Linked DNA regions of Homo sapiens: region 2 is linked to region 1. A link is an interaction called in ENCODE POLR2A ChIA-PET data of the cell type or tissue named here. Cell type or tissue: PC-9. All regions are shown on one strand. Each heading gives the region's core, and the rest is flanking DNA. Links, peaks and the distances in the headings are about the cores only. Region 1 overlaps ZBTB20 (zinc finger and BTB domain containing 20). Region 2 overlaps ZBTB20 (zinc finger and BTB domain containing 20).

Evidence for each region. ChIA-PET counts read pairs that join two places held together with the same protein. Peaks named below come from ENCODE experiments on the same cell type or tissue, not always from the same donor. Only the 100,000 strongest peaks of a DNase experiment are listed, where the experiment ranks them.
Region 2: POLR2A ChIA-PET joins it to region 1 with 10 read pairs; 3 of 35 experiments call an interaction of 5 or more read pairs at or near these places.

Annotation. Positions count from the first base shown.
Region 1 is chr3:114,543,499-114,559,774 of GRCh38, forward strand. The region is part of intron 6 of ZBTB20 (zinc finger and BTB domain containing 20); the gene reads right to left. Among named protein-coding and RNA genes, the nearest start is that of ZBTB20-AS5, 98 kb to the left of the region's middle. In PC-9, for the core only: no CTCF peak of the experiment used is centred there; a DNase peak (open chromatin) is centred at 8,683; H3K4me3 peaks cover 335 bases; H3K27ac peaks cover 1,289 bases.
Region 2 is chr3:114,490,750-114,507,025 of GRCh38, forward strand. It overlaps ZBTB20 (zinc finger and BTB domain containing 20), which reads right to left. Exons shown (of 12, transcript NM_001348800.3): 7 at 9,603-9,642. All of the region lies in intron 1 of ZBTB20-AS5 (ZBTB20 antisense RNA 5), which reads left to right. Among named protein-coding and RNA genes, the nearest start is that of ZBTB20-AS5, 45 kb to the left of the region's middle. In PC-9, for the core only: a CTCF peak has its summit at 6,180 (motif pointing right); a DNase peak (open chromatin) is centred at 6,312; H3K27ac peaks cover 1,717 bases.

The sequences.
Region 1 (16,276 bases), core at 7,607-10,106:
CCCATCTCCGACTTGCTGTGATATGCACCAAGTTGCCTTTCTTCTTGGTACTTTCCTTTCTTAACAACAACTAGTAAATTGACTATAAAACCCTTGGCTACTATAAACTCTATTAGAAAACTGGCTGTTTCCAGCATGAGCCAAGGACTCTAGCTTTCCATACTCAAAGATTTATATTTCTCAAGTTTCTTAACAACATTGGCATATATTTATTACAATACAGTTTATACTTTTAAAATCAAGCAAACAGTTAAGATTTTAATGGTCATAAAAATGAAGAACGCATTGGCTATTTTCTGAGTAGTGAAAAAGTTCTCTTTTATAATAGCTTAACTCAAGAACTTTTGAAGTCTTTTTCTTCAAAGATTTTTCATACAAAAATTACCTTTGAGAGTAAGCATGAAAAAATCTCAGGAAGTAGGTAAGTATTGTTAATTTAAATGCCTCCCTTTTCACTCCAGGAAACATAAAACCAAATGACAAAGTACAGATGATTTATTCCACAACTATTCATTGAGCACCTACTATTCTCTGGCACTGTGGTAGGCAGTGAACAACTCTGCTTTAACAGTGAGAACAACATTCTTATCTCCTGTGACCCTTAAGGAAAGACTAGCTGTAGTTAGACTTACTGGATTTGGTCATAAAGATAAATTAAATATAAAGCAGTGACCATTTAAGTTTAATTATGTTAAAGAAATTTTGAAACAATAGCTTATTTAAATCATTTAAGTATTTGTTTACAAATTTTTACCTTCTTTCTAAAATGCCAAGAATTGCCAACCATGAAATTATGAAAACAAATCAATAAAAATACAATGATTTGAAGAACAAATCTATTTAAGATAAAAAGGCACATAACCTAACACCAATAAAATTACCTGTAGCACTCTTAAAAACTAGATTTCTTCTTTCTTTCTTTCTTTCTTTCTTTCTTTCTTTCTTTCTTTCTTTCTTTCTTTCTTTCTTTCTTTCTTTCTTTTTCTTTCACTTTCTTTCTTTTCTTTCTTTCTTTTTTTTTTTTTGACAGGGTCTCACTCTGTTGCCCAGGCTGGAGTGCAGTGGCATCATCTTGGGTCACTGCAGCCTCTGCCTCCTGGGCCCAAGTGATCCTTCCACATCAGCCTGTCGAGTAACTGGAACTACAGGCACATGCCATCACTCCTGCCTAATTTTTGTATTTTTTTGTAGAGATGGGGTTTTGCCATGTTGGCCAGGGTGGTCTCAAACTCCTGAGCTCAAGCAATCCACATGCCTTGGCCTCCCAAAGTGCTGGAATTACAGGTGTGCACCACAACAAATGGCCCCAAAACTAGGTTTTCAAATATGTGAGAGTATCTCTCAGCTATGTCAAAAATCCTATGAGTCATTCATTCAGTGTTTATTTAATACCAAAACATGGAAGATAGTATGTCTAGGAACTAATTTTACTCCAACAATAAATCTAGAAGAATGAGTACCTATTTCATGTGGTTATCATGAAGAAACTCTGTCAGAAAACTAAAATGAAATGGCTCATGAAGTTGACATATGTATGAAAATATAAGAATTCTGCTCACACCTCTTCTTTCTTCCTGGGGGCATTATCCATGAGCATCATCTCTGTATATGAAGGACGGAAAACCCGCTTTGGATATGTATGCTTCTGGGTAGTCTAGTCAAAAAGGAATATGAACTCTTTTATCTCTGAATGCTTCCAAATACCAGAGAAGAATGATTTATGGAGTTCTGTATATGACTAAAAGAGCTGCTAGTACTTTTAGAGTATTCATTCTTTCTTTATTCCTTCTTCAGGGTGATCTGGAAATTGCCCTTCCCAGGACTTTCTGTCTCTCATATAAACTACCATTTGTATACCACTTTTTAGGTTGCAAAATGCTTTCACATGTATTGTGCAATTTAGTTAAAAGGCATCAGGGTGCGAGGATCAAGAACACTGGCTTTGGTACCAGAGACATCAGTGTTTACCAAAGCTACTTACTAGTGGTACACCATTGTGTGAGCCACTTGATCACTTTAAGCAACAATTTTCTCATTTGTAAATTAGGGATAACAATATCCACCTTGCAATATAAGGTAGAGATTAGCAATAGGGCAGTTAAAATGTTATTATGATTAATAACCCATAGTAGGGACACCAAGGACTTCTCAATAGTCTGTTTCTCTTCATCAGGCTGGAGGAGGGGGTCTTCACAGTTACTTATGAGTACATATTACAAGCTTCTAGTTAAAGTAATGGCCTCTTCAAATCTTAGATCTGAACCATCTTCATAAAACAGTTCTTTAATTCATGGCCAAAAACATCGTTTCCATATACTCTCAGAGACAGAGTCCTTTTGGAGCAAGATATAAAGTTTAATTCTAAGTCTTTTTTTAACCCCGAAACTATTTTCCCTGAAGCAATCCATGTGCTGCCATCAGATTTTATTAGGTGGGCTAAAATAGAGTCAGAAGGAGATTTCTTTACATAATAGCTGTCCCTACAGAAACTTGAGACAGTCAGCTTAAAAATTATTTTTAATGAAGAATTTTTGAGATCCATAAGTACAGGAAAAATTTTGATGGTCTTTCTCCCTTACTGATTCATTGATAATTCTCAAACATTGGGCTGGCACAACTAGAGTAAATCGGTACATCTTACACAGTGGAAAGCGGTGGGTGTAGATGTTTTTGGAGCCAGTCAGTCTCTGGCAGCGGATAGAGTCACACTTGTGCTTTGTTGCCCATTTACATCTTCAGAAAGCAGCCTGGGTGGGCATGCTTATCAAATGTGCTCATTTAAGGATAAACCCATTTGAATATTATAACAACATTTGGCAAACTTCCTCTACCGAATGGTGGACCTGGCCCACTACCTCTGAAAACTATTGCCTGGCCAGGCAACATAGGTCCTTTGACTTTCTTTACATGGTAGAACACATCTGAGACCTTCCAATCAAACACCCAGGAGGAGTCCTGAGTGCTTTACCTGTTCCTCAAGCATTCTGAAGGTTCTAGTCTGGACTAGTGGGTTATGGATATATGGATATGCAGTGAGTCCTTCCTTTTGCAACATACACCTTTTTTTTTTTTTTTTAATCCAGACTGGAGAATTCAAATGCCTTGTTAATATCTAGTGGTCACCTTTGGCATGAAGAAGTCAGCAAACATTTACTGAAAAAGTTGCACGTGGAGAATTCTGTATCATAATTAAGGAGATGCCCTCCACTCCCTGAAGATGTTTATAATTCTTGCTGGGAATGAGGGAAAAACAAAACCTATACAGGCAAAACTGCACAGCACTTATAGACCAACACAAAAGTGTGTACACACAGTGTACAAAGACTTAAGCAGAGCAAATAGGGTTAAAAAAAGAATTTGGAAGAAAGTAATGGATATACATTTTCCAAGGTGAGAGAGAAGAATACCATAGAGTGGAGAAAGCATAAACAAAGGCATGGAAATGGGAACTGGAAAGCCCACCAACTTGGCTAACATAGAGAAAGCAGAGCAGTAAAGAGTAGGGGGTAACTACAGGGGCATGGGGATGCATGAGGAACCAGTTTGTAAAGATTACCAATGCTAAGCCAAAGCTCTTGTTCATTCCATTCCAGGGAAACAGAAGTTGATGGAGACCTTGGAGTTGGGAAAGAAAAGGAGGCCAAGAAGGATAACTGGTAGTAGAGTGGCCTTACAGCTAGATGAGGAATTCGGATTCTAGTCTTCAGGTAGAAAAGCAGCAGTATAAAATCCAAGGCCAAGAAATGAGACATAGAAAATTATGTGTGGGAGCAGGTATCCTAGATGCTTAAAAAAATTGTTTTGTGAAGATAGTTTGAAGGAAGGGTGGCCTATTCAAGCGGTTCAGAAAGGAGATAAGGGGCCACTTGGTCTAGTGTCAGCCCTTGAAAATAAATAAAAGAAAGAGGCTGAATGAAGAGATATTACTGGGTGAGAACTGGCAGAATTTAGTGACTGACTGAATGGTAATGAAGGGCAAAAGAAGAAAAGATTTAAAAATGATCGTAGTGCTGGGGCCTCAGGAAAGGGTCCTATGGACAGTAATTGAAAAAGAAAACTGGTGGCTAGAGCAGAAGATGCTCTGGTCAGTGGTAGAGCATCCCAATGATTAAGGGGTGTATGCATGTGAATGCATGTGTGTTACTATAGGCACACAGATTTAGGAGTAATACCTCCTTTGCCCTAATGTTACATAACAGCTTACAATTTTCTTTCAATTGAAATCTTTATTTCAAGTATTTATTAAGTGCATACTAGGTGTAAAGTTTACAATAAGACTTGTGCAAGGTTTACAATAAGAAAACATAAAAAAGTTCTATTACTGAACAGAAACTAGTTTAAACTTTACTGCAACATTTTTTAAAGAGTGTATTTTCATTTTTATATTAATTTTCTATTATTTGTAATTCTTAGGCCACTGACATAACAGTGCTTTCATTAGTGCTAGATATGCCACCTTGACACAATTTAAAAATCAATAATTTTTCTTAGTGTACTTGGATATCTTCCTTTTCCTAAATAGTGGTTATGCATTTGGATGAAGCCAGTGAATAAGATGGCTTTTGGTTTAAATTTGCACCCAGATCAGTCCTGATAGAAGGCCATGTGTTTCTCTGTAAGAGACACATGTGCATGTGCATATTCTCTGCCTCACTCAGATTAGCCTTATGGCCATGGTATCAGAACTGCAAATAGTTATATTGTGGATTCTTTCTTGTTTGTGGGTGACAGGAGAAAGGAAAACTCACACTTTTTTTGAACAAAGCACCATGTAGATATCCAACTGAAGTGGGCTCTGTTCATCCTCAATTCAGGTGTGATGAAAACCTACAGGGAGTTGACCTTCAGTACTGACCTTTTACATTATCTCATTTCTCTCATGCAACTTCTGTCTAAGGATGGGAAGAGACCTAAGAGATCTATTAGTCTCAGAATTACATTCATCTACAGGTGTGCCAAAAGGATATCAAGTTTTAAAAACACAACTGCACTATTTCTTTTGTTTTTCTTTTTATTTTCTTTTTTTTTTTTTCTTTTTGAGACAGAGTCTCACTGTGTTGCTCAGGCTGGAATGCAGTCGCATGATCTCAGCTCACTGCAACCTCTGCCTCTTGGGTTCAAGTGATTCTTCTGCCTCAGCCTCCCAAGTAGCTGTGATTACAGGTGTGCATCACCATGCCCAGGTAATTTTTGTATTTTTAGTAGAGACGGGGTTTCGCCATATTGGCCAGGCTGGTCTCAAATGCCTGGCCTCAAGTGATCCACCTGCCTCAGCCTCCTAAAGTGCTGGGATTACATGCGTGAGCCACCACACTTGGCCTATGACTGGACTGTTTCTTAACATTAATATAAAGCAAAGGTTGCATAAACAATGGATGTAGGAAGCTCATTCCTTCATAATTATTAAGAACTGAAAAGGTACATTGAAGAAAACTAGCCATGAATAAGAAAATAACTTCTTCACAGTGGTTAAAGAGAAAAGGTACTGAAAAAAGTAAACAAACATATGAAAGCCTCTTAATATACTAAGGTATTACTATATATATTTCTGACCTTTGGCTACTGAGAAAATGTGAAAGATGACAATTCTATAGCTATTCTATATAACGGCAGATGCTCCTCTTATTCCAGGAAACAAAATCCTTTTATGACATTTCACTAAATATCTAATCAAAGAGTATTTTATGTGCTCATTTCAGATAGTCTCATTCACTTGCCCTTATAACTTTAAATGAGTTCTTTTCTTAAGCAGGCCAGCTTGTATATTATTTATGATAAAATACTTTCTTTAAGATGGATTCAGTGTTAATTTTGTACTATATGACTTAGTACAGTGGGACAATTACATATAACACTTCTTCTATCAGCCCTATGTTTCTATGTTCTTTATTAAGATATTATCAAAGTAATAGCAAAATTCTGTTAAATGTTCAATGTATATCTTTACTGCTAATTTTTTTTCAACATGGTAATATTACTGGTACCACAGTGACTCCTCATATCTTGAATATATGCAGTACAATTCATTCTCTACTAGCATCAATTTCTTTTTGTAAACAGAAATTTGGCTTTAACACAGCAATTTCCACCAAACTATATAAGTGCTAATGATGACCAATTTAGGACATAAACAGTTTACTACTGTCCTTTGAGCCTCTCTCTTTTTTCATTTCTCTAATCATCACACTAAGGATTTTTTTTCTAGAAAGCTATGGGCAGAGTTGATTTCACAGAGTTACAAGTTGACCTTTTTCTTTTTTTTTTTTTTTTGACTGATGCTGTTAATAGAGTTTTGGTGACTCTATCAGTTAAGAGGTATACCTTGTACCTGACATTTTACTTGCTTGAGCAACTGGCCCCAACTAACTGATTTTTAATATTTTGCTTTTCTGTTTCCTCAATTTTCCTTCCATAAAATATTTTTTCTACTTCTATATAACTTCTTTTTTATTTTTTTGAGATGGAGCCTTGCTCTGTGGCCCAGGTTGGAGTGCAGTGGCGCGATCTCAGCTCACTGCAAGCTCCACCTCCTGGGTTCATGCCATTCTCCTGCCTCAGCCTCCTGAGCAGCTGGGACTACAGGTGCCCGCCACCATGCCTAGCTAATTTTTTTGTATTTTTAGTAGAGATGGGGTTTCACCGTGTTAGCCAGGATGGTCTCAATCTCCTGATCTTGCGATCCGCCTGCCTTGGCCTCCCAAAGTGCTGGAATTACAGGCATGAGCCACTGTGCCCACCCTATAACTTCTTTATTTATTTTTTCTTCCCTTATCAAATTCCATCTCATTTTTCTTACGCAATTAAAATATTTCCTCACTACAGTTTGGGTCAGCGGTCAGTCATATTTACATCACTTTTTCCATAGTTTGGTTGATGATGTGCATAGAGTATATGCACTAGCCAAACTGATCCACATTCACTGTGGATAGGCTGAAGTCCAAATTGTAAGCTGATTTGTCAACAGCTTTGAGTAAGCCTGATGCCAGACAATATTTTAATTCTTCAGTGATATTTCCTCTTCACTTATGAAGGAAGCCTTGAAGATGGCAAGTTAATAAGTGCATTGTTTTAACTCTGTAAATAATGCTTTTTGGGGGGTTGTCTTTAAAGATTCTCATTTACTTTTTATAAAGAAAGTTATAATTTCTTATTTTCTGGTTCCATTCTTGATCTCTTTATTTTCCTTCAGTTTGTGGATTTGCTCTACTTTTAAAAACTCATAACTTATGAGTAATTTTACAGATCCCAAGATATAGTTTGTTTGTTTTTTGAGACAGGGTCTCACTCTGTCACCCACGCTGGAGTGCAGTGGCGTGATCTCTGCTCACTGCAACCTCTGCCTCCTGGGTTCAAGCGATTCTCGTGCCTCAGCGTCCCGAGTAGCTGTGATTACAGGTATGTGCCACCATGTCCATCTAATTTTTGTATTTTTAGCAGAGACGGGGTTTTGCCATGTTGGCCAGGCTTGTGTTGAACTCCTGGCCACAAAGGATCGGCCCAGCTCAGCCTCCCAAAGTGCTGGAATTATACACATAAGCCACCACAACTGGCCAAAATAAATTTTTTTAAAGAGGATACTGAGCATCTGAAACAAGGGGGGTTTGTAGACTCACAAGGATTAAAAATTATTTCGATTGTCTTTAAATCGATTGTTTTTTAATCGATTAAAAATATATTCGATTGAATATAGTGATGCATTTATCAGTCTATCATTCTGTAAATAGTATGGAAAATTCTGGAAAAAAATTCCTGTTCACAATAAAAGAGATTCAATTTGCGTAACGATATTTACTGTGTGCCTACTGTGTCCTGTCCTAAGACACAGTATTAAAGTTCTTTCACTTAAAGAGTTCATACCTAGCAGAGGGATTAGACAAATTTATAGACAATTATGCAAATTAAGTAATAAGCTTTACAAAAGAAGTGCACAAAAATTTATTGTGGGCGGGTGGTATATACAAGTCAATGACTTTCGTTGCATGGGAGAGCTAAAGAGAAGTAAGCAATAAGGGCCTCAGAAAGTTAGAGGCATTTGGGATGAGCCTTTGAGGATAGGTAATATTTGATATATGGAAATGAAGATAGAGATATACATAAGCAACAAAGTGAAGAATGATAGATTGGAAGTGGGCTATTCAGGAAAAAATGCTTTTCTTTGGAAACCATGGATAATATTTCAGCTTCTATTCTTATAAATTAGTCTCAGCAAAGTTGCCACTTATCATATGTTCAATATGAAGTATTTTCCTTGCCTATAAGAAACACTACAAGGATGTGAGTAGAGGTGAAACATAGAGTAGACGTGTCCCAATTGTACCCCAGATGTGTTTGTAAACTTCTAGGTATGGTTTCCAAAGAAATAAAGCTCACAGAACTTTTATTAAGAACACTTTTATTTCTATAAATAAATGGAAACTCATCTTCAGCTAAAAATATAGTGGCGGCTCACATCTATAATCCCAGCACTCTGGGAAGCCCATGTGGGGGGATCACTTGAGGCCAGGAGTGTGAGACCAGCCTGGACAGCATAGTAAGACTCCTTCTCTACAAAATATTATTTTAAAACATTATTTGGGCATGGTTGCTCATGTCTATAATCTCAGCTACTCAGGGGGTGAGGTGGGAGGATCATTTAGCCCAGAAGGTGGAGGCTGCAGTGAGTCATGATTTGTCATTGCACTCCAGCCTGGGTGACGGAGCGAGACCTTGTCTCTAAACAAAACAAAACAAAACTTGGAAATTCTAGATATCCAGGTATTTATTCACTACCACATAGCTTAACTGTATTTCCTTATTATTTTGTCTCTAGCTGAAGTTCTCTGGAATGGTCATGAAGAGAGAAAACATCAAAGATTAGGAAATCTATCCCAAAAAGATCACAAAATCAAGGACAGTGACACCTTTTTGAGCTTTTTACTTGACTCTTCCTGTTTTTTTTTTTTTCCACTTCCCTTAGTCATTCACTAATCAGTTCTGCTTTAGAACCATTAAAATAATAGAAAAGTTACAGAAACTTGGTAAAATGTTTCTCTGGCCTATTTCCAAACCGCCCAAAATTAATGGGAAATGGTTAAAGTCAAAAAAGCTTTTTCTCTGACATGGATTTCTAAACAATATAATTATGGTTCACTCCATGGTTATGAGCTTTGGGAGCTCCCACAAAAAAGTCTTTGCTGCAGATGTGGCCACTGGCTGCTATACCAGGCAATTTGATTCATGTTTGTTGTTGTTAAAAAAATATATAAAACTCTCTTATGTTGGATTAAGAGGCTTTTAAGAGGAAGCTAGACAGAAAGGCCAGGTCTCTCTCTATTTGCTCATTCATGACAAAGGTGGAAGCTTCAAATTTGTGATACATGTGAAGAAGGTGTCTGTTACTTCGTGTTACATTTTTGCCTTCAGAATTATTGTTTTCAATCATTCTATTTTATATAAATGCACAAAAAATAAGTCCAAGCTAAACTAGTGATGCTGGGTCACTCCAAGAAGTGTCCTCAATATAGCTTCACAAATTTACCCTTTTCTCTCCAAATCCACGTTTATTTCTTGAGACAGTTATATGATGTTTTGCCAAGAAAGCAACTGGGAGCAATGCCTTATGTTTAACTGGGCTTTTAGATTTGAGAAGCAATCCAATCCAAGACTTCATGATAAGACTTCCACAGCAATTGGATATTAGTGACATATAAGGACCTTAAGAACTCCACCATTTTATACTCTATATAAATGTATGATGTGGTACACAAAGTATTAATCAATACTTCATGAGCATAGTAGCTCTGTTTATACCAATTTCTAGCAATGTACATTAGGCAATTTTGTAGAAAAAATATAATAATTGAAAGTATAATTTAACTTCCACTCCATGAACACTTAGCCTCTTCATACCATCCTCTTCCAAGCATTTCTTTGGTCCTTGGAAAATCAGTGAAAAATCTGAAAAATTGGGATTTTGTGTTTGATTATATGTACATTTACTACAAGTATACTGGGCTTTCCTTTTCTGATGCTATAGAGATGAACTATAGCTTTCCTAACTCAGTCTTATTATTAGCCAGGTCCAGTTTATATTAGTTAAAATGAACATCATAAATTTACAGTATAACTTATCTGGTACATTCCTTCTATTGTAGTTTGAAAATGTGCCATTCAGGACTGAAATGACTTAAACATAATCAGATTTTATTTCTAGAGAAGTAAAGTCTATACTTCTATAATTCTGTGAACCCATCAGCAATTAACTTTGTCCCAGTAGAATTAATATAGTGTTCAAGTTCAGGATTGAGTAGATGAGAAGAGGAAGGAACAATAAAACTCATTCACTCCCATGCTAGGTTCTGCAAAATAGCTTCCATATTCCCATAATGTGATATTTATCTTCCTTATAATAGCACATTTAAAGTCAGTAACCCTAAAAATCTCCTACATAAAGGTTTGCATCTTTCCCCTTAAAAATGTACAGATGAGCTTGTGATAAAGAGATGATGTCTCCTGCCAAATTGTAATATCATATAGACCAGTTCCAGGCAAAGTATTGAAGAAGCAGTCAAAACTTCATATACCTATCTATCCTTGTCAGCCTCACGTATTCATGGATGGGGTCACAGCTTATCCCTTTATTCTTTTTGGTTAGAAAGTCTTTCCAGATGAGGTCATCATTTTCATTACTCTGTTTCTTCCTCTCTCACTAGAGTGTCTTTCTAAAGGAAACCAAGGACCACTTCAGTGAAATATTGAAGGCAGGGGAGGCCCTAAATGATTAAAAGAAACAAAGCTTTCCCATAGCACGTGTCCTTTTCTTTGTAAGGAGATGAGGTAATATATAATCTTCCCACGTTACTACCACAAGGGCATTTTGTGGCAGGGAGAGATGGATTTCTGGGAGTGAAATCCAACTGCAAAGCAAGGGCTATTTTCAGAAGGGCTTATCTTCAATATCCTCATTTCAGAATTGGTCTCTTTGCTCAGAGCAATACCTTGGGCAACACTGAGAACTCCCATCTCTAAGGTAAGAATAAAAGTTATTTCCTCATTGATGGAATATCTGATGAAGAAAAAGGAAGACAAAAAACAATAAATTATTCTCATAAAAGGTGATGCATATGAATAAATGTCAAATCCTTCTAGTATTTCTCATGTGGCTTGTACACAAGACTTCTATTTGATCTTTGGCTCTGCAGTTTCTACCACTAGATGACCCACATGTGTAATCTGGATAGGCAGCTAGTTTGCTTACATATAAATTAAATAGCCTCAAGTGTCAGCAGATCTCTGTATCTTTTTAATATCCCCCAAACTGCTTCAAGTAGGAACAGCTACAAAGAACCTTACCAAAGGACATGGAATTCACACTTGCCAAAGAAATCACTGCACGTGTAAATTAGAAACTAATCATCACTTCCTCTCTGGTTACAGTGGCAGCTTTGCCTCATAGTTTATGTTGAAATATACATTTTTATGAAATATTTCTCACTGTAGTCAGCATCAATTTAGGAGTATCAAACACTAATTCCCAGCTCCAGCATACCAGAAAACTAGAGACAGAGAAGTGCAGACAAAGGGAATTGACAAAGGCCTGGACTTTTCTTATACTTGAAGAAGCTAATTGTATTTGTAAATTTCTGGTTAAAAACCTGACAATTATCAGATCTGCCACTGCAAGGCTATTCCTCAATTTCTTCATCATATATTTTTCCCTAAAGTCTCTCAGAGAAGTAAAGGGCTTCTAGAGATGAAAATGAACTTGACAATCACGTTGCAACTCAAACTGATCTTGATTCTTTTCGTCACTTTTTAATTTATTGCAGATGGTGTAAATGGGATGTTTACTGGTTGGCAGGTAATGAGTCTTGTTGTAGATAATAGTGATGGACAGAATCTCACGCCTGTCGACATCCCAGCATCTCAGCAGCTATATATGGTTATCATCCATTGCTTTGAAGCACATATAATATTGTGACAGGATGCACAATATTTCCCCCATAGAAACGATGATTGGTACACCTGAATCTCACTAGTTCACATGTCATTTGTCCTGATTCCATCCTCACTGTCCACATGAGTAGACATTCTAAGATGTGATCTAATGGAAAATGTAATCTGTTTAAACATCCAAACACTCCTCTTCCAAGGTATCACCATTTATCACAACTGTCAGTGCCCCTGTGGAAGAGTAATGACCCTCAGGCATGGGATAATGCTCCATAGAGGCCTTATGAATGCCACTGTGAAACACAGAAATTGACCAGTTTTCAGTTGGGCTGGTATGTGCATCATGAAAGATCTGCACTTACTCACTAAATTACAAGTGGCTGTTTACCCTTTATACAATAAAGTCTAGGTTGGGAAGCCACAGACCCTGCTGACTTCAATTGTCCCAAACATGTGAGTACTAGATTTGGACCTGCCTTTGAAATGGACTTAAGCAGCTTGAAACTGGAAGTTGGATCACAGTCATTCAAAAATACATTGGGAGATAACATAGGTGTCATTGCCTTCCACTTTTTTGCCTTTTTAAAAAATCCTCTCTATCAATGGAGGATAACAACATCTCACTATCCACTATTAGCAATTAAAAACTAAACAGGGTAAGCATGCCAGTGAAAAGTTAACTATTTGTTTCCTTCTTGTAAGCTTCCCTTCATCCAGAAGAAAATCTGGATCTGGATCTGTTCATATATTGTTTCTACAAAGCAGAACAAAGGTGAACAGTTATGTGGTATGAACTCATGATTTTCAGGTCCCTCCCAATGGGTCCATTTCCTCATTGACGATTTCCTTGAAGTCCCCTGTACCTTCCCAATCTTATCTACATTTTCTATGAAGTCACCTTAGATAATAGGATCACTTGCACTCTAAGACTGTTTACATCTCAGTAAATGCTCTATCACTATGAAAGTTTCATCTAAAACATATCTATTCCTCAGTGCTCAGACACCCTGAAGATACCCTTCAGGATGTAGCATCCATATGAAGTCACAAAATACCAGTTGATCTTCCCGTGGAAATTGTTTTCCAATCTGTATGAATTGAATGGCTCAACTAAATAAATGAAGAAAATGAAATATTTTACTCACAGTGATTCATTCCATATTAAGAAAATACACTAAGTAATGAATGGCCCCTATGAAATCATTACAGTTATGAGCATCTTTTCTACTTGACAGATCTCTGTTCCCCTCGCAGATGAGTTATGCCAACCTAACTATACTTTTGGTATTCACAATATTCTGATTATTAGTATCTCCAAAGATGGGACTTAAGACACTTTCCTGAGAAGAGAAATTTACAATTAGATACATCTTAACAATTAATAAAATTAATGAGATAATGAAATAAGAAGCTCTCAGTATACTGCTGAGGATGCAGAAATCTTTTTGAGAATTAGGAATGTTCTAGAAGACAATAAAAAAGATCAGATTGTGAACTGAGCAAAACAACCTTTGATGTGAAGTGTCAGCCAGAAATGTCAATCCAATTCAAGACTGCATACAAAGGGGCACTGTGTCTTTGAGCTGAGAGGTATTATGTTACCTGATTATCTTCTCTGGAAGAATGCATTATGGTTTAGACACTTTTATTACCTGAAAGATGTAGACAAATTAGGGAAGATTAACAACCAGTTTTATTAGGAAGTAGCAGATGAGCTGGTGTGAATGGTACTGGTTGTTATGAGTTCTGTATTCTCTTTTCAGCTTTGATATGCTCTCATGTGGGAATAGTCATCCTTGAAATTTAGATAGGATAATTTATATTCTTTTCCCCAGAGAAAAGACAGTTTGGGAATGAAAGGGAGGGGAAGTGTTTAAAACAGCACAAGAACCTGGGATAACAGAAGGGTCAGAAATTCTATTATAGAATTTTTCAACTCCCATTTACAAAAATACAACCAACAATAACCAGTTCTTAAGCCTTTATTTGAATAAGCTCAGTACATTTAGTATTTGCAGTATGTTTTTCATATATAGTACCTAATTGTTTTTGGTCCACAGAATAAGGCTATTCTATGATACTATGTTATTATGTTCATGTTTTCCTGGAAATATAATTTGCAAGGTCATTCTAGGAACTCTGATTATGAAATTCAACATCACTTTAAGTCAGTTACCCTGAACTCTAATGCAGTTTCTTGTCTCTTCATACTTACCCTGGAGCTATAACCTATAGTCTTATAGAAGTGCCCTTTTCAAAAAGGCTCCCACTCCTTGCCTTCTGAATGACTGTCTAGATATATTTTCACCTGTAATTGCATACTACACCAAATTTGCATTATATATGAATGTGATTGAGAAATGATTAAGATAATTGTTTAGTTTATTAGTGAAAATAAGTGGTATATAAGCTAAAATAAATTATTATTTTTACACATGGCATTATTCCTAGTTGTATTTATTATGATTTACCATTTACTAAAGTATTTCAGTTGGTTGACAAGGAATAATAGCACTAAACTTCCTTCAAGCAATACTGGTGACTCACTACAGCCCTAATGTTAATACATTCCCTCAGACTTAATCTTTTAATTCTATTGGGAAACACCTATAAACACAACAGAATTTTTTCCTTTTCTGATGTTCATTCAAATTACATTACCTATTTCCACCATTCAGTGTAGTAATTTCTGGGAACTACCTTGAGGGGTGGATGGTGGTAAAGAATCAGGACATTTAAACTTCTATTAAAAAGGGACAGAAGAAGACTTTAGGTCACCTGTGATCTTAGGCAGCTTTCAGGAAACAGAGGAAGCACACTTGTGATGAACCTTCATAAAATTGGCCCATATTCCCAATAATTCCCTTACCTATTGAGATTCCTGGTTGCTAAGGACTTTATCAGTTACTTCAACAATCCTCCCTCCCCGCTAATAACAGTACCTCATTTGCGAACAATACTGGACTGTACTCACAATTCCTTTTCCCCTTCCTTTCAGAAAGAACACTTTTACGCCCCTAAATAGTCCTATAAATGGCCAAAGACATAGGACATGCTACATGATTCATCTCATGAATCAGTTTCTGTTCTCTTGGCTGTTCAACAAAAGACATTTCAAATTCTCCACGAGGCAATGTATTACACTGCCATGAGATTAATTTCTGTCTTCAACTTTGGACATTTCTTAACTATTAACTGGGATTACTTCCTTTTTGCTCCTCTACAACCCATTCTCTACACAGAAACTGTAGTGATTTCTTTCAATGTGACATTAGATTCTACTACAAAAATCACCAATGGCTGCTTACTGTAACTAGAATAAAATTCAAACTTCTCACTCTACAGCCTATATAGTCTGGTTCCTGATTCCTTCTCTGAACACATCACCAGTATACTTTTCCTTATTCACTGACCTGTCATAATTCACATGCCTAGCTCACTTGAGCCTCAAGGCCTTTGAAGTTGCTATTCCAATTTGCCTGAAATGATTTTCCTTCACATCTTCATATGGCTAGTTTCTAACATCATTCAGGTCTCAACCAAATGCCATCTCCTTACATGCCATCCGTGTGAGATTTTACTCTTACTTTCTTCATTTCATTCTTCATTGTGTGTTAGTGAGTTTACATGTTTATTAACTATCTCCCTTAACTAGAATGTTCCAGAAGGAAGGAGGACTTTGTGAGTTCTGATCACTATTGTATTTCCAGTGTCTGGAATAGTAGGTGCTCAACAAATACTTGCTGAGTGAATGAATAAATTAATGACCAAACAGTAAATAAATAGTAAACAAGGCCAATATCAATGCTCTTTATTACAGTAGTTATTTAAATGTACCTCAAAATGCTCTAAAAATAAATATGTGCTTTCCCTGCACATTAGGATTAAAAGTACTCATTTTACTAATTAAAAGCCAGGACCTCAATTTACATTAATGACTGGTCCAAGATCATATGGTAAATACGTATTGCACAATTCTGGTCTGAAATCTTGTTAGCCCAGTCAGTCCTACAGTGATTTACTTAGAACACAATTGTGAACCAGGTATAATTAATCTGAGGTCCACCAATAGGCTTGAGGGGGTTTGTGAATCCTTTGAAAAGGTATTGCACCCTCTTTTGGGAAGAGGGTCCATAGCTTTCATCATATTATCAATGGAAGCCATAAACTAAAAGAGGCTGGGAATCTCTTTAAGCAATACCATTCTGAAACAAATTATTCTTAACCTCCCTAGGTAGATTGGAAGGCTGCTGGCTTCAACATTTTCTGTAGAGAAGGAACACCTATGAAAATCCTATCACTGGCTGAGTAGACATATTTTCCTTTCCAGCACCAACTCTGGGGA
Region 2 (16,276 bases), core at 5,058-7,557, 55 kb before region 1:
AAAGTTGTCTCTCACATATGTATGATGCATACTAGAGGCTTGGCAATAAGGCAGAGAGTAGATATTTTTTGAGAAAGTAAATAACAAAACAAAACAAAAAGCCAAAACACAAAAACAAACTGGGTATTGTGAGGACAGGGCAGAGGGAAGGAGCAGGCATAAGAAAGAAAAGGAATGACATCGGTCTCCTGGTCCTTGCAAAGGTTATTCAAGTCCCTGTTCCTGGTGTTTTGGACCAGATATCAGCCTACAAACCACCCTGGACTGTGAGCTATTTGAAGGCATAGATGGTGTCTTACTCACCTCTGTATTTTCTGTACCAAACACAGTGCCTGATACAATATACTCAACAGATGCCTGGAGAATTTAACTAAGCCCTTTCACTGCCCTTTCTTACTGGCCTCAGCTAGAACCAAAACAAGAAGCTAAAACTCCTAATGCCACAAATGCTAGGTGAAACCCTATCCTAATTCAAACTCATTTCTTCTGATTTTGCACCTTGGTCCCCAAACTGCTGGAGAAAATCCCATGACAGAGCAGATAGGTATCAACATCAACCCACCAGACTCACCTGCACCTTCCACACTGCCAAGGAGAGTCCTACTGTATTTCTCTGGTCAACTTGCTGTCCCATTTGTCTCAAGAACGATTTCAAATCTCTACTTTCCTTAAATCTCTTCCCCGCTTATTCTTAGCAGGACCTTGCCCCTCAGTGCCCATCACTTGGGAAACCTCTTAACCTTTCAGTACCAAATCTACACGTGGGCTTGCATCTGCTCCTTTCCTTTACTCCTCCTTTCTTACAAAAATAGAAGATGTGTCCCTCCTTCCATCTCTCCACTTGTACTCAGGATTCCATCTCTCTGGCCTTATCAGTAATCTTATACTGCCAGTCATCCTATGCTCTTCTCTCTTCTGCACATTGGATCTCTCCTCTCTACGGTATTCTTCCCATGAAAATACAAAAAATACTAGTGTTTCCATGCTTTTCCAACCTTCTTTTGACCTCACTTCCCCCCTCAAGATATTGCAGTAGCTCATTTTCCTTTCCTTCATAGCAAAACTTCTGAGTGGCCCACATTTGCTGTTTCTTCACTTCTCATTCTCTCCTCATCCCATTACAAACACGTTATTGTTTTGACCACTTCAACAAAACAGCTTTTGCTGAGGTCAACAATAAGCTCAAAATTAATATAAGCAATATATATTTGTTAGTCTTTAACCTACTTGATTGCTCAGTAACATGTCACATCACTGACCACTACCTTTGAGGCACTCTCTTGGCTTCTGTGCCTATGTTTTCTGATTTTCCTGCCACCTTCTTGGTGGCTCCTTCTGAGGGTATTTTATGGCCTCATTTTTTTCTACCAGCGGATTAAATATTAAGAGCTCTTCAAGTCTCAGTTTAGGTCTTCTTCTCAATCTAACCCTGTCCCTAGGCAATGTTATTCATGCCAACAGATTCATTTACCACTATATGTCGATTACCCTGAATTCATGTCTCCAGCCTTCATGTTACTTCTGAATTCCAGTTTTATGTATATAAATACCTGTGCAATATGCTCACTATGTATCTATCCAAAGTACCTCACACTCAACATCTCAAAAACAGAACTTACAAACTTCTCTCCACTCCAGTCCTCCTTTGGTGTTTCATGTAACTGTGAATGGTATTATCCTTCATATAGTTTGATAAGCCCCAAACCAGGAGTCATTGTTGCCACTTCTCTCTTTTATTTCACATAACCAACCATGAAAAAGTCCAGGAATATTTTACTTCTGAATTATCTCTCAGTTCCATCAATTTCCTCCCATTTCCACTGTCAATACTCTAGTCTGCCTCTTATGTGGTCTACTGGAATAGCTCCCTCACTGGTTTCCTCATATCCATTTTTGATCCTTCCAAATTATTTACCAAAGTTAAGCTACCTTGATATATATTTTTAAATTTTTAATTTCAAGATAATTTTAGATTAACGTGCAGTTGTAAGAGATAATACAGAGAGATTTGTTATTCTTTTTACCCAGTTTTGCCCAAATGGTAACATTTTATATAACTGTAGTACAATATCACAATCAGGAAATTAACATTGGTGCAATCCATCTGCCTTACTCAGGTTTCATCAGTTTTATATGCACATGAGTATGTGAGTGTATATTTAGTTCTGAGCAATTTTATTACATCCATACACTCATGAATACTACCACAGTCAAGCTACAGGACAGTTCCATCACAAAAGATCCCTTGCGTTATCCTTTATAGCAACACTCACCTCCATTTCTATCCCAACTCCCTAACTTTGTCATCCACAAGTATGTTCTCAATCCTTACATATTTTTTTCATTTCAAGAGTGCTATATAGATAAGAATCGTAACAGTACATCATCTTGAGATTAGCTTTTTCACCCAATGTAATACCCTTGTGATTAAAACCAGTTATTGTATGCATCAATAATTTATTCTGCTTAGTGCTGAGAGGTATTCCATGGTATAGATATAACAGTTTGCTTAACCACTGACCCACTGAAGAAAATGTGGGTTGTTTCCAGTTTTGGGCTATTACAAATAAAGCTGCTATGTACATTGGTGTAACATAATGTACAGGTGTTGTACAGTTATGTTTCCATCTCTCTGGGATAAATGCCCCAAAGTTTACCCTTTTAAAAAACAACAATGATCATGCCACAGTCCTTCTTAAGTTTGCTCCTCTACTGTCCTTAGGATAAACACAAAAATCCTTAACATGGCCTACCAAGGACCTGTTATCATCAGGCCTTACGTATCTCTTCAACCTCAACCTGGGCTGCTAGTCACCTTTTTCTCTCTGTGCAGCTCTCTTCAGGGACTTCATGCTGTTCCCTCTGCCTGGAATCCTCTTCCACCATCCATCCTTACTTTTTGTTTTTAACCTTCAGGTGTCATCTCAAATGTTACTATTTCAGAGAAGCTTCTCCTGAATTTCCAGACTCAGTTAAATCTTCTTCTTTTATTTGCCCTTAGAGCACATGGTACTTTTATTATATAGTGGTAAGCACAATTTGTAATTACAAGTTATATTGTGAGACCATTTGCTTAGTATCTGTCTTACATTCCCCAGATTATAAGCTCCAGAAGGAGAGAGACTATGTTAATATTCCTTTATTATATATACCTTTAGTATTTAGTAGACACTCAACTTTGTGTCCAGTAAAATTTGGCTGAGGCTTTTAAGACATAGTCCTGGAATCAAGTTCTATCTCTACCATTTATTAGATGTTCTTATAAAATAAATCAAACATGTTAAATCTCAGTTTTCTGATCTGCACAATTAGGATTATAGTAGCATCTACTTAATAGGGTAGTTTTGAAGGTTAAATCAGATAGCCATGAAAAGTATTTAGTCCAGTATCTAAAGCAAGGCAAGCACTCAATAGGTATTTCTTATTGTTATTATTAGTTGAACAAGAAACTAGAGTTTTTGTATTTTTTTTCCTAACTAGGCTTTTGTCCATTATCTTCATTTCTTGCCTGTTCCCCCAGGTTCTGATTCTTGTAACTTTTGAGACTCTGAAAAGGGGCCCTTAGTTTAGATCTTGGATAACCAGTAGGACTACTGGTTCTTACCCCAGGTATATGCTCTCAGACCAGATGTGGCTCTGGTTCCCATTTTCATCTCACTCAGTACTTCCTCCTCTTGTTTTCCAGTCTATGGATGTCAGTGTGGGTAAGAATGCCTCTTCCCTACTCCTAGTTTCCAGATGTTTTCTAAACACTGCTTTCCTCTTGTCTCATTCCTTATAATTCCCCATGGAGGCAAAGTATCCCATTGGTGGGAAAGCCCTTGGTCTATATTTCTCAGGTAGGTAGAACTGATCTATCCAAATTTGTAAGCACAGGAGTTTAACCTCTTTGTCCTTCCTTTTCTACTGAGACTATCGGGAGGTGATGACCTGGAAAGTGTTGCTCATATGCAGATCCACATTTTCCTGTAAGAGAGCTTTTGAAAGGTTTGACTGAAGGGAAGAGAGTCAGCAAACCCATTTCCTCTTTACACTAAGCTATGCTCTTCAACCAACCTTTATAAAAATTTTGGTTCCCTAGCTATCAGTTCTTTTGTCTTATTTTTCAATAGGTTTAGAATTCAAGTGGGGAAAAGTGATGCTATTTATGGGCCCCCTCGAAGATTCCAACACTTTGGTATATGATTTTGCTTGGAATATGATTCTGTTTCTCTTCATCTTTTTTACATTTTAGCCAGTTTTCAAGACTCAGCTGAATCAGTTTTACATGAAACTTTCTAGCCTGCAAGGCTCTTTCATGAATGAAACCCTATGGTACTTCCTGGACTGTATCATTCCTTTTGGAACTTAGTCATTTATTATCTTATGTGCATACACAACGCTCAACAATATAACTGTTTTTCCTAACTCAATTTTAAATTCCTTAAGAGCAAGAAAGGGTCATGTACTTATGGTATATTTATGCTTTAACTATCCAATAAAAATTATTCTTTGTACATAGCATGTTTTTAATAATATCTTAAAGCGTGAATGTGGGGGAGAGTGGCCTACTGACCAGGCTTTGATTTGAAGGCCCAAGGTACAACGGAAATGGCTTAGTAGCTGGATGGTTCCTGAAGAGGTTGTCGCAGTGCAGTGGTGAAAGAAAGAAAAGGTTACTATGGGCATGTCCCTGAGGTGTGTATCAGTGCAAGTCTGTGTATACACACACACACACACACACACACAGTCTCTCTCTCTCTTACATATATATGTAAATAGAACTTAAATCTGTCTTGTGCTGTGTTTTCGCCTTAGTAATACTTTATTTCTCTTATTAAAAATACATGGAACTCACCATCTGATAGGTAGAAAGGCTAAGAGAAATGCAACCAGAGGGAGGTAATATTCCTGGCTATAGTCGATTGGTGTTCAGAGTGTTTTGATTCTCTGAATGAGTCAAAAGATTGAAAAAAAAATAGCCACTCTTATCACTAGGAAAAGAAATGAGGAGGAAGGGTCCTGAAAATGGTGTCTGAGCAATGAAAGACAGTGAATATTTTAAAGATCACAAAATTTAATTTATTCAACCTAAATGCATAAAAGTACAGGTGGGGACATTATTTATGCAGGTATATGCAAATCACTTTATAAAATAGGCAAAGCCCTTCTGCTTTTTATAAGTTGCCAAGGTGGTTCCTGATATTTTAAAAGCTATGCACCTTTAATGTAATTTCCTAAGAGTTGGAATCCCTCTGTCGAAATCATAGTCATTGTCAGAGCAAGTTGATTTTTTTTTTTCCTATCCTCTGGGACATTTACAAGGATCTTATAACCATCACAAAAAGAGTGGTTTCCACAGAGATGTGACTGGAAAAATCCCTTGGAAATTGCTGAGGAGCAAGTCACAGTGTTCAAAGCAAAGAACATAGGCTTTGAAAACATGAACCCATCTGACCTCTTGAATTTAGTACAGTGAATTCCTGAGCTCTGAAACATGGGGCCCGGCTGTGCATGCCATATTGGTGCTATAAGACTGGCAGTAGGTTGGCTGTGGCATGGTCTATTTCAAACTCCTTCACAGTGCCCAGTGTTGCATGTTCCCAGATGACATTTGGTTGGCAGAAGCTGGGCTTCCAAAGCTGGCAGCCTGGAATGCAGCCCACTGTGTTTTGACAAACACATAATTGACCATCTGATCACCAGCCTACGTTCTGCACTCAGGTCACTGGGGGACCTGGGCTTTCAATAGGTCCCTACTCCTCGTCTTGTTCATCTTCCCAAACCTTTCTCCAGAAAGCAATATAGAGAAGGCTTAAACACACCCACGCATATCCTCCCATTTGCAAAAGAGAACATAGTACATGAAACATAAGCTGTTGAAAATTTCCTTTAAATTGTCCTGGCAGCCCAAAGTGAACAAGAGAAAAGCACACTTATGGTGAACTCTAATTCAGAGAGAAGGAATGAATACACTGAATTGTTTCAACACCCGGCTGTGCATAAGTTGCAATTCAGTTCAATGGTTTGGAAATTTTGCTTAGAAAAAGGGAGCAATGAGAAAATGATAGGAAATTGGGGCATTGATTGACTTTAGGGGGGCATTATTTAGAAACTGTTTCATTTTCAGGTGAAAGAAGAGACAAGCAGGACACTGGGAATGTCTTCTCCTTATCTGCCTGCTCCTCCCTCACACCCACTATGGGCAGTAGGAGGCACGCGAGCCTGGTGACCAGGGGGCAGTAGCTCAAAGTGAGGTCATATTCAAATTGAGGTCTTTGCTGAAGATCCCATAAGGATGTATTTTGGTCTGAAATTTGACTCCACACAATGTTTCAGCCTTTCTCCTAGAAGGCAAAGATTATGCAATAGGCCAAGATATGCTGGAATTACACAAAGGTTAATGTCTATTTCAACACTACCAAATAGCCTCTCCCTCCATCCTACCCCTACTGCACAGTTCAGGCCTTTGGCTTTTACCTTTGACCTGGTCTCCCTATTCTGAGTCAGCCTCTCCACTTTCACCAAGTGCTCTTTCTAAAACATACATCTGCTTACAATTCTTCAAAGCCTCCTTGAGCCTGCAGGATCAAGTCCAAACTCCTCTGCACGGCATACAAGGTCCTCCGTATGGCAGGCAAGGTCCCCTGCCTGCTTTCCAGCCCAATCTCATACTACTCTTTCAACCACCATGTTTCAATCACACTGAACTATTCACTCCTCTGAATCTCGCTGCTACTTAACGCCTCCTGATTTTGTAAATGCTCTTACATTTTTCTTGATTATGATCCCCTTTTCTTTCTGCTCTTTCATATCTACCTGGTAAACTGCAATTTACTCTTCTGACTTTAAGACCCAGCCTGGTCACCTTACCACATCCAAGTGGGCACTCCTCCTTCATTCCTCTTACTACGTCTTGTATATACCTGCATTTCAGTGCCTATCATATGCTATAGTCTTTATTCACTTATGTATCTCCCCTATCAGACTGAGATTTCTAACAAAAGAAAGCATTTCTTATTTATCCCGGAGTTTCCAGAACCAAGCACAGTGACTAGCTTTCCATAAATGTTTGTTGAATGAAAACTAAATAAAGAGCTGTACATGATAATTAATCAAAACGAAGCCAAGTAGTAGTGTTAGCTTTTATAAGCATAGTAGGAGCCCATTAGCAATCTAATGAAGGCAGAAGATCCCAGCAGTAAGGCACTTTCTGATGGGTATGGCAGGGGCTGGTGACTGGCTGGGGTGACAGTAAGAGTGAGGGATAAATTCTGTGATGGAGGAAGGTCTTTTTAACAGAGACTGCCACTAAGGCTGTAAATTAACACCCTTTTCAAGACTTAATATTCAATACTGAAAGATATTGTCCTGAGAATAAATCTGAATCTGAATTGTATAGAGACCTAACTTATAAGAACCAAGTTTCCCAAATAAGGTAAGTCTGTGCTACCTGCTTCAAGGTAGCATGGCAGATTATGGAGGGTTCCTCTTTGTTTCTGCTAAACAGTAATGGAATGGGAAATTCTTGGGGGAACATCTGAGAGCTCTTCAGTTCCTATTGAAATCCAGGTCAAATACAGATTGTGATACTGGACTAAATGCACTGCTAAGAGAAGATCGAACAAGCAGAATTCTGTACCTGTTTAGAGGAGGCCATTGAAGAGGCACTTGGAGTCAAAGCACTGGGGAGATAATGTTCTGATCTGTTCTCAAGGGACATTGGACATTTCTTTTCCTTTTGTCGAGCCTCTGGGGCACCACTCTGGAGCCATCAACCATCAACTGTGTCTATGGGATACTTGAGGACAGTAGGACTGTCATAAGCCCGGTCACCCTGCTGATATGAGGGCAGCTTCAAGATTTGGAACAAGCCAAGCAAACATGAAGCCTGGCCCAGGGATGGCACAAGGTCATGGGTATATGAACGGATTATCTGCTCATTATAGGTCACTCCCCCAGCCTTATGTGTGGTTAAAAAATAGGATATCTCTAGAAGCTATGCAACTGATGGCTGATGTAGCATAGAATCAGATTTGCATTTTCCTATGAGCCAGAGACAGCCTTTCAACTACACTTTTTATCTCAAAAGTCTCCCCCTTGATTCCTAATTGGTGACACAGGTCCCCTGTACTGCTTGTGTCTGAGGCTCGCCCTATAGCACTGACGTCACAATAGCTGAGCCGTGCGGGCAGGAGTGCACTGTGCTGACTCATCCCGGTGATGTGAGGATTAATGCCTTGTCTAACACAGAGCTATTATGTGAACTGTTTTTACACAAAAGAACTGTAACAAAAATGATTTGCCAGTCAGAGGACTAGAAATATGCAGTGCTAGGTAACTGAGGGGAGGGCTGTGCAGATATAAAGTGGTAACCATAAGCATGCATATTGACATCCTCCAAAGCATTTACAGACCCACTCTATCAACACTGAAATAGAGAATAACAAGACTTGTCAGGGACAGGTAGGACCCACCCCTGTTGTATAAATGCATTACACACAGCTCCAGTCTTTGGGGAGTTTAATCAATCTCCTTTCTCTGTCAAATAAACTGTCACGTTACACTTTAGCCTTAGCATCCTTTGGAGGATTCTGCCTCCCTAAATATATTTGCCACTATCTTCTAGGAATGTTAGTGGAAGGCACGCATAAACAAAATAGCCATGGGAACCTCCATTCTGTGCAAATGATTATAATACAAGAAATACCTTGGAGTGAAGAGTCAGTGAAGCAAGATATAATGTTGTGAATAAGGAACAGAGCTCACCAGAGAGTGAGAAGCAGCCAGAGGATACCGATAATTATTTATCACATTAGGTGACTATCACTACCTGTAGGATCTTTTGGGTGGTGTCTCTTATAAGTGACTTTGATTATTTGGGTTCATTGGCCTAGAATCTTTTTCAAGCAGTTCAAAATAAAATTTATTTAAACCCATTCAGTGCAGCCTGGTTTGAATTTTAAATAATGAACGTTCTCTTTTTTTTCATATAAAATCGTGTTTTTTTTTCCCCCCGAATACCTTTCCATCTTTTCTAAAAAAGAGTGGTACCTTTATAAACCTTCTGGCACACGTGAATCTGGGATTTCTTTTTTTCCCCTGTAGACTTCATAATTTTGCACAAAAGTTTAGTCTATTTATTTTACAGTCTTGTACTTCTTAGTAAAGGGATATTAGAAATTTTGTCAATAAATGAAAGCTCTGATCTAGAAGTTAAAATTAAAAACTATTGGACCTAGGGATGGGTACATAACTGAAGAATACATAATTGCCCAATGATTGACAGGGGAGCAAAAGCCCAACTGTTGCTGGTATTTGGCTGAATAATGTAAGCTATACTTTAAAAGAGCAGTGACTTTTGCAAACAGCAGCTGCAGCCAAGTAAAGGGCAGCCTTTATAGAAGTACAGTATCTGGGCCACTGGTATTTTCTGCACCCTCATGGATAGCAACTTAGTATTACCACCAACAGCATACACTCCAAACGCAAAAGAAACTAATACACACTACAGAAGCACTAGAAACCACAACAAAGTCAACTAGGAAATATGCCAGTGAAAACCACAATTTCCTAAATCTGACACTTTTTTTTTTAAAGGTAAAGAAATCACTTTTACTTACGTAAAGAGAAGGGGCAGGTCACAGACTGATGGTCAAAGATCTGAAAATCAAAGAAAAAATAAGGAATTAAAAGCAAACCGATATATGATGCAAAACCAATATATAAAAGCAAAATGATACAGTGGGAAGAAAGAAAGCAAATCTAGGCATAGATGGGACTGGTTGTTCCTAAAGGAGCCTATTTTGTCACTTCTAGCCTCAAAATAAAGGAGACCCAGCTTCATAAAAACTTTCTAAAGGTATGACCCCCTGCTATGATGACCAAGACAGTACTTCCCAGCACAAGGAGTGCAAAGACCTTTCTTTGTTCATTTCATTCTAATCTGTATCATATAGGATTTGGTAGAGCTATGTTACCATTTAACAAAATAGCCACTAGCCACATTTGTCTATTTAAATTTAAATTATTTAACATTTAATAAAAAGCTAAACATTTAGTTCCTCAGTCTTGCCAGCTTCATTTCAAGTGCTCAATACCCACATGTGGCTGGTGACTGCCTTACTGGATAGCACAGATAGAAAATGTTTCTATTATTGTAGAAACTTCTATTGGGCAGCACTGACTAGAATAGGTAAAAGCTTTACTATACAGTACATGACCAATTTTAGCTAATTTTGACAAAGATGAGTCAAACCCTGATAAACTTTGTCTCTTTTAAGGTATATTTAGTATGTTTAATGTCCAGAAGTTCCTCTGAACAAATTCAATACATTCGTGTGTAGCTAAGAACTCAGTCCTAAGTTTGCCCCGGACTTGCCTTCTAAAACTGCCTCTACCCCTTCTCACCAGCCTAGAATGTCCCCTCTATGGTGGAAAATAATCTGATAAAGTGATTTTAAACAAAGCTTCTCTCCCACCAAACACAACTCTGTTTGGTGATGAAAATTTCAGATGAAATGATGAAAATTTTAGATTTTGGAGAAGCTGACCCTAACAGTGTTCTTGTTCTATGTTTAAAATCTGATATTTCACTCTTTAAATTACAAGCCAGGCTAGGCGCGGTGGCTCACGCCTGTAAATCCCAGCACTTTGGGAGGCCAAGGTGGGTGGATCACTTGAGGTCAGGAGTTCGAGACCAGCCTGGCCAAAATGGTGGAACCCTGTTTCTACTAAAACTACAAAAATTAGCCAGGCATGGTGGCGGGCGCCTGTAATCCCAGCTACTTGGGAGGCCGAGGCAGGAGAATTGCTTGAACCTGGGAGGCGGAGGTTGCAGTGAGCCCACATCACGCCACTGCACTCCAGCCTGGGTGACAAGAGCAAAACTCCGTCAAAAAAAAAAAAATCACAGGCCAAAAAAAAAAAAAACTATTATAGGACTGGTCTGCCCATCATTGTGCTTTGTTTTTTTTTCTTTCTTTTTTTTTTTTTTTTGAGATGAACTCTCCCTCTGTCACCCAGGCTGGAGTGCAGTGGCACGATCTTGGCTCACTGCAACCTCTGCCTCCTGAGTTTAAGCGATTCTCCTGCTTCAGCCTCCTGAGTAGCTGGGACTACAGGCACGCACCACCACACCCAGCTAATTTTTGTAGTTTTAGTAGAAATGGGGTTTGCCATATTGGCCAGGCTGGTCTCAAACTCCTGAACTCAGGTGATCCACCCACCTTGGCCTCCCAAAGTGCTGGAATTACAAGTGTGAGCCACCGTGCCCAGACCCATCAGTGTTTTGATAGCTTCTCTTAGAAGGATAAAACTGAAGTAGGAGGAGAGCCATGACAAATTAATAAACCAAAAAAAGATACTGAGAAAACAAAGCAGGTCCCCCTACCTCTAGCCCACTTAAATATATCAAGAATTTAATACAGGGTGATTCAATCTTGCCTCTCTGACACCATGATTTTAACAACTTCACATAAGGCCTCCAGAAATATGCAAAACAAACTTCACTAAAGGAGATCAAGTAGAAGGACCTGATTAAGTATCTTTGCATTGAAAAGGCTAAAGCAGAAAACCAGCAATTAAAGACATCACCCTTCCTGGAAAGTTTCTGGGACAACTGCACTATTGTAGAGATTTCTTCAAAGAAATGATTTCCCTTTGTGGTCAATGTGAAACCTTGCTCAAGTACATGCAGGTGTACTTGATGCAGGATGGTGACAAGACGAGTTAAGATGAAAATCTCCAGCCTGGATTATTATAATGCTAATACAAGAGAGGCTGGAGATCTCCAATGCTTTCAAATTGTTTCACAAAATTCATGAGTTTAATGAAAATTTTAGGCAAGAGAATTAGATTATGTATGATTCATTGAAAGCACATACAAATTTGAAATATATATATAACACTGACTAGTCTTCAAAGATTTTAAAGCTCTAAGTTTTGCTATATTCTAGTCTTCTCTGCAAGCCAGGATATTAGACTATGGCACAGGGGCATATTTTCTTACCATTTTCCTCCCTCCCTCTCTCCTTTCTTCCTTCCCTCCCTCCCTCCCTCCTTTCTTACATTCCTCTCTCTCTATTTCTCTTTCTTTCTTTCCCTCTCCTTTTTTGAACTTGCTGTCTTCTCTAACCTTGGGGAGAAGAAGAAAATATTATTAGCAATTTTCTATGAAATATGTTCAATGATCATTTTTCTGTTGCATGTTATAAACCCAATAACTCTCAACAATATTATGCTCTTCTAAAATTATACCTAGTGTTTATGTTCTTATATCTAAACACATAACTTTCTTTTCTAAATTTCAAGGTGCATTTATTCATAAAATTAGTTAAAATTAAATTTTTGATGTGATCAAAAGAGATCAATGTAAGTTGTACCCAAATTGACTAACACATCCAATGTCTGGAATGAAAAACTATCTTTCCTGGATGTCAAATGACACACAGGATGGCTGTCAATGATAGGAATCCAAAATGGAGAGAAAAATTACAGTGTGTATGTCACAGTCTAAAACAAATTAAAGCCAAGTTAGATGGAAGTTTTATTGGATATAATTGTTGTACTTATATGTTAATATAAAATGATAATATGATCCCAAACTTAATAGTATGGCTAAAAATTTAATCTCAGAGTTCTTACACAATTCATAAATGTTCATAGGCATCAAAAGACACCTACTTCTTGACTGAATTATAATCTGCTATGTAATTCTGAGAATATGTATTAATCTACATAGATTTATATTTGCTCAATTCAAATTGTTATTTCATTGATACATGCTCTTTCCACCTAAGTGATATTCACCTTATATGTCTATAAGTTGTTTTTATCTGAAATGCAAAGAATTATCTATAAAAGTTTCACAGAGGATTAAAAACATTTGCATTAAGCACACTTTGTTCAAAGCATAAATATATCTAGCAAAGAGTATAAAACTGTAAAGCCCAAGTAATTCAGGACGTTAAAATATCAGGGTGGAAGGTGGGGGATGAGCAGAGAGAGGGGGATGACGAGGGGTGAAGTTTAATCTTCGTATTATAATGTCTGAGTGGAAATTATTATATAGTGTCAATCTCCAAGAATCAAAAATATTATTAATTATAACTTTAAAGTCAATTCTAGTGTAGTTTATGTAAAGTTCTACAGCAGTGGTTTTCAACATTTTGAAGTGATACCGATCCCTATGAGAATCTCTTTCTCCAGAAAACTCCTCAAAAACACCAAGTTTCAAGGAACTCCTAGACTCCATGAAGGCCATTCATGAATCCCAGGTTAGGAACCCCTGGCCTAGGCAGACAGGGGAGAAAAACCCTCTTTCAATCCCATAGCTACTCACCTCTACAGAGTTTTCATGAAATGCTATAAACTAAAGCCAGCAGCAAAGAAAATGTATAAAAAAGAGTTCTAAGTGGGTAAGGGTATGTGGTTAGAGCCACACAGGCTTCTTTGAAGGCCTGCCAGACTCCTACCTTCCTAGTCCTTTATAATTTCTTTTTTAAAAAAATCTACAAAGCCTTAGCAACAATGGAGTAGAGGAGTACCGAGCAGAGAGATGATAATGATATAAGAATCACTATCTACTGAGTCCTTCAGGTACCTTGAGAAATAAATCCTTCCCAAATTTGGATATGAGTATACCCAGGAATGTGAGCAGTGTAACGGGAGTAGAAAAAGCCACAAAATAAATAGTAAATACATGGCTGTCTTCCTGGAGGGTCAGTATTCCTTGTGGGCAAGTAATTTAAAGTCTTATTTGCACACGTGTTCATTTATCCAATAACTACTTCTTCAATGTTATACCAAAAAGAAAACAGATACTGTTCTTGTCCTCATGGAACTTCCGGTTGAGTGAAACAAACAAGAATATATTGAGGAGCTGAAAGGAAAATCTGTGTATATATTTTTTGGGTGAAACCTGAGACTTCACTGAAAAGTCTTGTTTGTGGCAGACTACTTCAAGCAATGTCCTGGCAGGCACCCTTAGTATTGGATCACTCACTCTAACTTGAGGATCACCCAAGTGGAAGAGTTTGAGAAGCATGGTTAGCAGTGTATCATTTAATCCCCACTACAAGAGAAAATACTGTTACTTCCAATTTACTAGAGAAAAAAGAGAAATTTGAGAAATTAGGAAACAGCTCAGATCATACCGCTGCTGGCGTCTGAATAAGTGTGTGCCATTCCAAAATCTACATATTTTTAACCACTAAATTACACTACCTTTAGGAGTTTCCCACTTTATGTTTCCCCTTGAATCTGGGCTCATTCAGGATTACGCAGGCTAGTTTAAGCTTCTCTTTGGAAGCAGACAGGTTTGGCTTGATTTGCATTCTAAATATTTCACAGTGGTAAGCGAAAGCTATTATTATACCCATTTTATGGTGAGGAAGCTGAACCACTTGCCAGCTGAGGTATCTGGCTGGGTTAAAAACAGAATCTGGGTCGTCAGACTCTCATTCCTCTTGACTAACTCCAAGCCTAGGCACTATTACTGTCCATGGGCTTTTCTGAACATGAGATTCACACTGGGTGATAAAGAGTGAGACAAATTCTGCTAAGAGAAAACAATAATAGTGCAATTGAAAAAAAGGGAAAATAAGTAATCATAACTCACACCAAAATTGGTTACTTTCAGCATTGTGAATAGAAAAGGGAGAGATTATTCATCACAAATGAGTCAGAAAATTAGAATGTGTCACTGCACTGATGACAGAGCTGAGGAATTTGGATGAACTGAAGTTTGACACTTATCCTTCTAGCTGAAGAGGGTAAATGGTGTGACAACAGGACAGAAATGACCTCTTATTTCCAATCTTAATTAATATTTCCAATCTTTTTTCCTTAACTACTCTGTCTAAAAGTTAGATGGGTTTATATGTTTGTTTTCTATCGGTAGAGATAATGTTTTAACATCCCTTTAACGTTCTAGAAGTATTGCGTTAATTAATTCTTATGTGGGAGTCATTCCAAATAGTAGGATGATGATTTTTACCTTATTGATTTTCCTAATACCTTTCTGGTTTCCAGTGTTTTCAAAGGATGAGGCACTATTAGATTTTTAGATTTATATGTCTCTCAAAATTAAGTGCCTGTCAACTGATATTCCATCTTTACTCTGGATACATGATTTCCTTTATCTGACAGATTCAAAAAAATTTGTACTAGATTTAATGACATTTCATGCATCTTGAATTTGGGAGTTTTTAATTCTCTATTTTCTATTTGGCAAAAGGTTTACAGGAGAAAGCCAGATGCAAGGGTATTTATATGTGCATACAGAACCTGTGCCATCACTCTCTAGGTACTTTGGGGTTTCCTGCAGGACAGATTCTTGATGTATTTTCATTCCTTTTGGTCAGGAAGAAGAAGACTATAAATGCCACAAATGGTCATACATATCTTGGGGTCTGCTTTCCAAAACGCATATTATTTTGGATCCGTCTCAAGAAGAACAATAAGAGAATGATACTGAGATCTTTTTTTCTTAAGATGCTATGATAACAATCCTAAAAAATGGCCTGCCTTCAAAATTTTGATGATGAAATAAGGTTATAATCAATAAAGAGAGAAGATTTTAAAGTTCAGCAATTAGGTCTGGGACTGCTTCTGCGCCTGAGACATTGCCAAGATACAATGTAACACTCCATCCCACCCCATATGAATCTCCCTGTTCCTTCTTGATTCTTACGGGGATAGGGTCTGACAGACTAGAATGAAATGAAAGCAGTAGTGCTGGGAGGGGTGGCAAGGACCGAATTTGTTTAATACATTTAGGATGGTTTTTTATTGCTGCTAAACTAGACACAATTCCTTAGCATGATGACATTCAGGAATCCTTTACAATCTGATTCCAAAGAACTTTCTCTTCTATATCTTAAACTACTGAAATTGTAGCTCTATAAATTCCAAAGGGATTGATGTACCAGGACCTTTGACTTATAGTAAACTGATCTTAAGGGATGCTGAAAAGGTTTGGCACTGCTATCATGTGGTCTAATCATTTAGACTTGTCACTACCAACTATTTGCTTAAGAGCCTCCAAGACCTTTCACAATCTGGCCCCGGCCCACCTCTCTACTTTTAATAAAAAATTTTCCCACTGCTGCTTCTTTATATACGGTGACAGCCTATTTGCTCTTCCCTGAACATGGCCTGGGACATCTATGTCTCTGAGTCAGCTAACGGTTCACACTTGAATCTCCCAAGCCTAGCATAGTGTGTGAAACACAGCACGACACTCCAATGTTTGTTGAATAAATGCTGTCCGTCTATTTTAGGAGACAGAGATGAC